Linked DNA regions of Homo sapiens: region 2 is linked to region 1. Evidence: read pairs that join two places in POLR2A ChIA-PET (ENCODE). Cell type or tissue: MCF 10A. All regions are shown on one strand. Region 1 has its middle 290 kb from the start of MIR8082. Region 2 overlaps ANK2 (ankyrin 2).

Evidence for each region. ChIA-PET counts read pairs that join two places held together with the same protein. Peaks named below come from ENCODE experiments on the same cell type or tissue, not always from the same donor. Only the 100,000 strongest peaks of a DNase experiment are listed, where the experiment ranks them.
Region 2: POLR2A ChIA-PET joins it to region 1 with 7 read pairs; 1 of 35 experiments calls an interaction of 5 or more read pairs at or near these places.

What each region holds. Positions count from the first base shown.
Region 1 is chr4:113,443,474-113,447,473 of GRCh38, reverse strand. No RefSeq gene overlaps it. Among named protein-coding and RNA genes, the nearest start is that of MIR8082, 290 kb to the right of the region's middle. In MCF 10A, no CTCF peak of the experiment used is centred here; DNase peaks (open chromatin) are centred at 1,273, 2,083 and 2,823.
Region 2 is chr4:113,067,104-113,071,103 of GRCh38, reverse strand. The region is part of intron 1 of ANK2 (ankyrin 2); the gene reads right to left. Among named protein-coding and RNA genes, the nearest start is that of ANK2, 19 kb to the right of the region's middle. In MCF 10A, no CTCF peak of the experiment used is centred here; a DNase peak (open chromatin) is centred at 1,503.

The DNA of each region.
Region 1 (4,000 bases):
TCAGAGTAATTCCAAGAGCTGTATATTGCTTACATCGTAATCAACTGAAAAAGAAAAGAACAACTCTACTGTAGCTAAATAACTTTTAGCCATCATTGCACACATTTAGAATTTCTTAAGCCATAAGGAACAGAAACTAGATTCCAAACACCTTAAATAATAAGGAAAATACATTACTTCAACAAGAGAGAGATGAGTCAGCTCTGGCTGTTTATTTCAGTAACTTCAACAACATAAAAAAAGGACCCAGGTTCTTTCCATTTTTTAGCTCTGCCCTTGCAAGAGAGGAAACTCTATACTCCAGGTTAAGCGACCTTGAGTTCCCAAAATGCATGACTTGGTTCCTCATGTCACATCCAGACAGGACAACACCCACTGGAAGAGGAACGCTTGCTCAAGTCTTCTCCACACCTCCCCAACCCATCCTCAGCAAGGAAACATTTCCTAGCAGCCCAATTGGCCCAGAACTGGATCACAGGCCACACACTATTGGGCTTAGACTGATAAGAACCTAACCCTCAGCTAAGTATGAGCTACTGTTTTTTAGACCATGGGTGTTCAGGGGAGGGTGGACACAGAGAGAGACTGGATTGCGTTGCTTTTTTCAAGAAAGAGTTTGGGAACTCATTGGAATCAAGAAAAGTCAGAATAAATTATGTTTGTATTGTCCCCTTTAAGGTTGTTATTCTATGGATATAATGAGAGTTGTGAAAAAATAAAATATGAAGAAAGAAATTGTTATTTTCTTCAAACTCTAAACTTCATCCGCTGTTGCATTCACTCTTGCTGTAGCTTCCTGATGTGCCCAGCCAGTGCTGGATAGTTTTTCATCACATAATGATTTGGGACTAGGAAACTAAACGTCTCACTCAGTTTAAAGTTCTTGTAGGAATTCCAGTTGGGAGAAGGGTACGTTAAGCCAGAAGTGCTCTGTATCACCTTTAGATGATATTATCTTCTCCCTGCCCTAACTTCAATGAAAATTTTTTTAAAAACAATGAAAAGACTGCTTAGCACCTGAAACCGCATTTAGTGATCAATTTTCTTCAGTTCTGCTTTTCTGTTTTATTACTTTAAATAAGCAAAATAGGAAAGTGAGCGCGTGGGGCGACTAGCAACCAAGTAAACATCAATGATCTTATTCACAATCCACCCACTTGATTCTGCCTGGCAAAGTGAACAAAAGAACAAGCAGCTAGTTCACCCACAGCACCTGTTCCTCCAGGGTCTGAAGAAACAATTGCTGTTGTGTGGGAAGAAGGATTTAGCTAAGTAATTTGTGATTAGGTGGTGTTACGTGTACAATGCTTCTTTTTGTCAATATCATTGCTCATCATAGGTGACTCAGAGACATTCTACTGAAGATGGAGTTGGTTAGTCACCACAGCCTTATAAAAGCATTAATTTTCAGAATTTCCCTTCCTCTCCTATTTGCTCTTTTAATCTTGTCATGAGTACCCTTTTGCCCCCAAGCAAAAGAAGTAGATGCTTTGTTGTTCACACCATGAGAAAAGAACTCCCTCTAAGGCATAGGGCTAAGAGGACTAATTTAAAAAATGACAATCAAGTTTACATTCCTGCATTTCCCTCTTTCAGTTCATAAGAAAATTACTCGGCCCATTTTACTAAAAGATGGAAAACTCAATGTATACACACGTGTATATGTAGGTACATATGAGGAGATATGGAAAAAGAGACACTTTAGAATGGCGAAGAGTCATTTGGCTAGCAAGTAGAGATGAAAAACAAAATTAAACAAAACTTCCTTGCAGGCAGAAGATAAGAACTAAAGGAAACATTGATTAAGGAGCCACTATGTTACAGGCACTGTGATAAAGACAATGTTCCCAGAAGGAGAGAGCCCCTTTCCCGGAAGATTTCACTTTGGGATCATATCTAGTTTCTAACTTGGCTCCACTGCCTTCTGAGAGATTCATGCTTTTTAGCCAACAAAACTCCTTCTTGAAACTTATCCAAGTAAACATGCTCTACTTTTGGAACAAGTCACACTTAGCCATGGGAGATTTCACCATCTGATTTATTACTCATTCCCCAAGAGCCATTCTCAGGGTTGAGACATCGAGGCTGGAGAAGCATCTTGGGCCTCGCTCAATGTGATCCGTTCGCTGATGCTATAATGCCACTTGGCAGGAAAGTGTGAAAAGGAAGTGAGGGAAAAAGGGGGTGAGAGTTTCGAAGCTCCAGGTCTCAGCAACATGAAACTTCAAGTATATTTCTCTTTTGGGTTAATCCCATCATTGTGTTTCTCATCCACAAAAAAACTTTGCTGGCTGTCCCATGATCATGAATGTCCTCTCTCATTTTTAGTGTATTTGGTTTCTTTTCTACTTTCCCTTCAAGCTTACCAGAAAAACTATGGAGCACTATATACTTTTAATGATGATTTTATAAGAGAGATTTTGAAATGCTGAGTATCTTTTGTTCATATCATTCTTCATCTGCATACAGAAAAGGGGGTATCCTGTTCTCCCAATTACATAAACACAAAAAATACAAGATCATACTATACATTCCTTTTTGTAACTTGCTTTTTCACTTACCAACATATAATAAACAATAAATTTTATTTCAGAAAATATGCTTCTGTTATGGCTAGTGGCTTCACTGGAATCTGTTTATCTAAATGATACACAATTTATTTAATCACCTATTGTTGAACATGTACATTTTCTTATTTTATGCTACCAACAATAAGCCAATTAAGTAATTCTTGTAGCCAATTTTTTGCACAGACACTTATTTCCTTAGGGAAATTGCCAGAGGCAAAAATACTGAGTCATCCATTCCATTTTAACTTACAAAAACAGTTATGATTTATAGTGCAGAAATTACCAGAAAGATAAAATTACATACCTAAGCTAACTTAGTGGCGAAATTTTATCACAAATCCAGGTTTCTTCATTTCATGTCCAGGGTCCTTTGTACTGTCCAGTCATCTGCAGCTTTTTTAAGCCAGCATGCTTGGCTCTGGCAACAAGTGCAAGGCACCACACAGGAGAGAGATTCCAGAACAATATTGCTATTCATAGCTTTAGTTCTGAGATGCTGTCCTCAACTTGTTCTTTATACCTGATTACATTCTTCCCAGATCTTCCTATACATGGGCCTTGCTATTGAGGCTGTTGTTTTAGTTTTGTTGTTGTTTCTTCATTTTGACCTTTAAGAGCGACACACTCATTTCTTACGTATCTTTTAGGTTTGAAAGTCCTGATAGAGCTACTCAGCCTAAATTATCGGTTTCAGAACTACTGTATAGATCAGAGAGAATGACACAAGAATGCAAAAGGATCCATTTTTCTTTATAACCCCACCTTAGCTGTTATTTTTGTTATATGGGTACTAGCAGAAGAAAAAGAGAAAGAAAGAAAGAAGAAAGAAAGAAAGAAAGAAAGAAAAGAAAGAAAGAAAGAAAGAAAGAAAGAAAGAAAGAAAGAAAGAGAAAGAAAGAGAAAGAAAGGAAGGAGAGAGAGAGAGAAAGAAAAGAAGGAAGGAAGAAGGAAGGAAGAAAGAAAGAAAGAAAGAAAGAAAGAAAAGAAAGAGAAAGAAAAAAGGAAAGAAGGAAAGCGAAAGAGAAAGGAAGAAAGAAGAGAAAGAAAGAGAGAGAAAGAAAGAAAGAAAAGGAAATGCCTCATTTTCAGAAGCCCAGATAAATGGATAGCTTATAGATGCTATCCAGTCTAACAGCTAATTTTGTAAGTGAGAAATCCCAAGAAATGGAATAGCCATTGTCCATTTAAAAACTGGAATGGAAACAGGATGAATTTATGAAACCTAGAGCAGTGTTTCTCAATTTCGTCCCAGGACCACTTTACACTCCTAAATGTAATTCATAACCTCATAAAGCTTCTCTCTGTGTAGGTTATATTTATTGATATTTGCCATTTAAAAAAATGAAAACTAAAAAATTTTCAAACACAAAAATATTCAAGCACATTGTCCATTAGCTCTCAGAGGAATGATGTCACAACACTTTTTTTTT
Region 2 (4,000 bases), 380 kb after region 1:
TTGTCATCTCAATTTAAAATGAACCCAGACTTATTCTTAGGGCTTTATCTTGTCTGTTACTTTGTTCTAAGTAAATCTAACTAGACATTCTTGACTCATAACTTCTCTGGGGTGTAATTTTCTCCTTTATCCATCACCATTACTGTCATCAAGATTTGATGTTATGATGGATACTAAGGATTTACTAAGCAACTAAACACAAGCATTTTGAATGTCTCGGGGGCTTATTGTTTTGGGCAGAAAAGACCAAGGCAAAATGGGATACTAATGACATATACCATAAATTAATTTAATTAGTGTTTAAGTGTTTTCAAAAGACACAGTGCATTTAATGGCAGCCACGAGTGAAATCAGGGAAGTCACACAAGGGAATAAGGTTGATGGATCTTTGCTGGAAGAAAATGTAATGTCGGGTGAACAAGCAGGAGTAGTTGCTACCCAACAAAATAAAGAGTGTTGGATTGGTTGGTTCCAAAGTTATACTGATAAGACTTGTAGGGCAAACTGATAGGCTGTCTTCCTGTCAAACTTATTGCTTTTATGATGGACCAAAACCAGGAAATTCAAGTAAGTACATTTGTGTTTGGATTCAAACTCAGAGTTGCCATGTCTAGTCAGAAGTAAAAGAAAAATTTCAAAGATGGGACAATGCATTTATACTTATTAATCCCAGAGTAAATTATGCCAAGTAATTTTTGGTTAGAAAATCACCACTACCCTTCTAATTAGGACTCATAGTTTCATGATGCAGACTTTTTTTTAATGATAAAGGTGGACAATGCTGGCATTCTAGGAATAGATCTCAGTAGAGTACAAAAAATAAAAAAATAAAAAGCTGATCAACTTTGTCTAGAAGAAGGGAAAATATACCAAGAAACAAGAGAAGCAAATGAAGGAAGCTACATTTTAATTTAAATTTGGAGAATATAAGATGTAACCTCTCTGAGCAGAAAGGCATGGAGCGGAGAGTTTATTCACCAGTTCTCTGAAATGTACACGCAGGATCAGGAACAATATATGCAAGTGGTATAAAGACTTCAGTCTTTTCACCACTTTTCACTGTGGACCAACTCTACTATGGGTGAAATGGCAGGTTGAACAGGACATCCCCCAGGACTTCGGATGAGGTTAACACAAGTGTTAACACAGAGGAGGATAATTCATAGCATGTTGTAAAGCTGGAAATCCCTATGCCTAGAAAACAAGAAGAAAGAAAGGAAGAGGTTCTTAGAGTCAAGCATGAAGAATAGGTAACTTCGGCAGCAGCACTACTGGTTGACTAGACTAATGCAGTCCTTGCGGGAGGCCAGGAGGACTGAATAGAAACTGTGTTAAAGGTACAAGTGGTGACTTAATAGATATCACTGGATAGTTAGGATCTGAAAGAGCAATGACTCACATGTGCCCCTGAGGTTAAAGAGAAACATTACCCTTTTGTGGAAAAGTTTAGTATCAATGATGGTGCAATAAAGAGATGAGCAGCTCTTTCTTGTCCTATTTAGTTTCATTTGGTAGCAAAATACTCCATTTAAGGTATCAGATAGCAGTGCCAAAGGCAAAAGGTAATTTTGGCTTTTAAAAGACTGATTGCAACATGGAACTCTTATGACCTTATGCTGATCTTCGTTGATTGGATTAGCCCGTGCTTTCCTGAAGTACACTTCCTCTTCTCTCCGCCTTCATGACAAGGGTTGCTATTGCACACTGTCCACTGTAGCCTGTGCTGGAGACCTGGAAGATGGCCTGCTCTAATTTGGCTGATTTGGTAGTTCGTGCCAATAAATTTTTAAATTCTACTCTCCAGGTGGCAAAGCTGTTTTATAACAAATTGCTCACTAATTAGGGCATAAATGTTCTTCTCTTCATTTCTCTCTGACCTTGTGCGTTCTCCTCTCCTCACTGATTACCTGCCCAGCAGCTCTCTCCTTGTTCTACAGAATCTCTTCTGTGCTTACCTCACCTTTTACTTCCAGGACTTTGATCCTCATTTCTAATTCTCTCCTCTCCTCTCTTTTCTTTTCTTTTCTCTTCTTTTCTTTTCTTTTCATTAGACAGGGTCTCGCTGTGTTGCCCAGTGCAGTAGCCCTATCATGGCTCACTGCAGCCTCAACCTCCCAGGCTCAAGCAATCCTCCCACTTCAGCTTCCCAAGTAGCTGGGACTATAGGCATGCACCACCACGCCTAGCTAATTTTGAAAACTTTTTGTACAGATGAGGGTCTCACTATGTTGCCCAGGCTTGTCTCAAACTCCTGGGCTCAAGCGATCCTCTTGCCTCAGCCTCCCAAAGTGCTGAGATTATAGGCATGAGCCACCATGCCCAGCTCTAACTTCCTTAATCTGTTCCGTCTAACATCTCTTATTTGACTTCATACCTTTTTTGTTTCCCTAAACCTAAAGTGGCAGTTTATTATCTTTATTGTCTACAGTTTTTGACTCTTAGCCATGTCATTTCTCTCTGTAATGCAAACATACAATCATGTGAGTCATTTCTAATCATTCTCTTTATCCTTATGTGATATCAACTTTACATCTGTAATCTAAAAATTACATTTAAGTGCTTCGCTGTACAATTTTCTAATCAAGTATTCAAATGGTGTTAGGTATTTTTATTTGCTTTTCATTATATGTTTTAAAGTTGAAATTTTCCAAAGTTTGTATGGGATGTGAGTTTGTATGACATTCACAACATATTCAATGGTACAAGCAAACAAGGGTAACATACGCTTAAAGATCCTCCAAGGACTTCCAGTATCCAAATCATTTAAACTTAACAAAGTCACTATCTTCATAATTTATATCATCACTTATATGCAGCACAGCAAGTTTAGACAAAACTAATTGTTTCCATTTTTGTGTATCTCCACAATTGTTTCATTGTGTAGAAGAAATTCACTCATAAGGGCAGGAAAAACTTATGTGCTCATCAAGGCAATAGTGATTGTTGCAAAGATGTGGCTATCAACCTACATCTTTCCAACACTCAGGGGGAAACTAATGAGAAAGAAATAAAAATGCCATAGAGAGAGATGCTATGTTTTGGCTTTCTTTGGGAATGGCTATCCAAATGATCCCAGGAACTAGATAAATAGACTTTTAAGAGCATCCTTAGGAAAAATGCCAGCATTACTGAGTGGCTCCGGGAACATAGTGACTGTGTGATCAGTATTAGCAAGAGTAAGCTTGCTCCACCTAACCAGAGAGAAACATGTGACTAGTTATTTTCACCTTGGCCATGTGGCCTGCCTGAAGTTTTGGAACACTAGCAACTTTAGACTCATGCTTGGGGCCACATATGTAAAGTGCAACCTAAGAAGAATACTTCTTAAAATCTAATATTGGCACACATGTGTGAGGAAATCATCTCTGGGGGCAAAAACATGAGCATGTTCTTTTTCCAGTCCTCCCAGGAGCTCTTCTACCTTCTTTGCCTCCAACCTGAAGACCTCTTCTTAGCTTTCGCTGTAACTGTAGATGTCATTCCAAGACTCTGTCCTCCACCTATGAGGGATTTTATTACTCGTGATTTCAACCTCACCATGCTGATGGTTCCTAAAACTCTATCTGTCCTGACCTTCCTCCCAAGTGTTACACTTCAAATGCTTGCTGGACTTTTCCATCAGAAACTTTAGGACCTACATGTGAAAATCTGGACCCAGTATCTTCCCCTCTGTACCTGCTCCTCCTTTACCATTAGCTAGGTCAGTTGCTAGTACCACCAGCCACCAAATCACCAGCACTACACACCAAGGGGCCATCTTGGACTCTTGTTTCCCCTCCGCCCCCTCCATTTCACTCCCATGTCCCCTCAGTGGCCTGAGCAGACTAATTTCCCTATTCTTCCTACACATACTGCTACATCTTAGTTCATTTCCATATCATGTCTCCCTAGCACTACAGCTCCCTGGGTAAAATCTGTCTCCAGATTTTCCCATTCGCTGCAGTCTCCAGAGTGACAAAAAAACATCTCGCCATGTTTTCCCACTTTTTTAAGCCTTTCA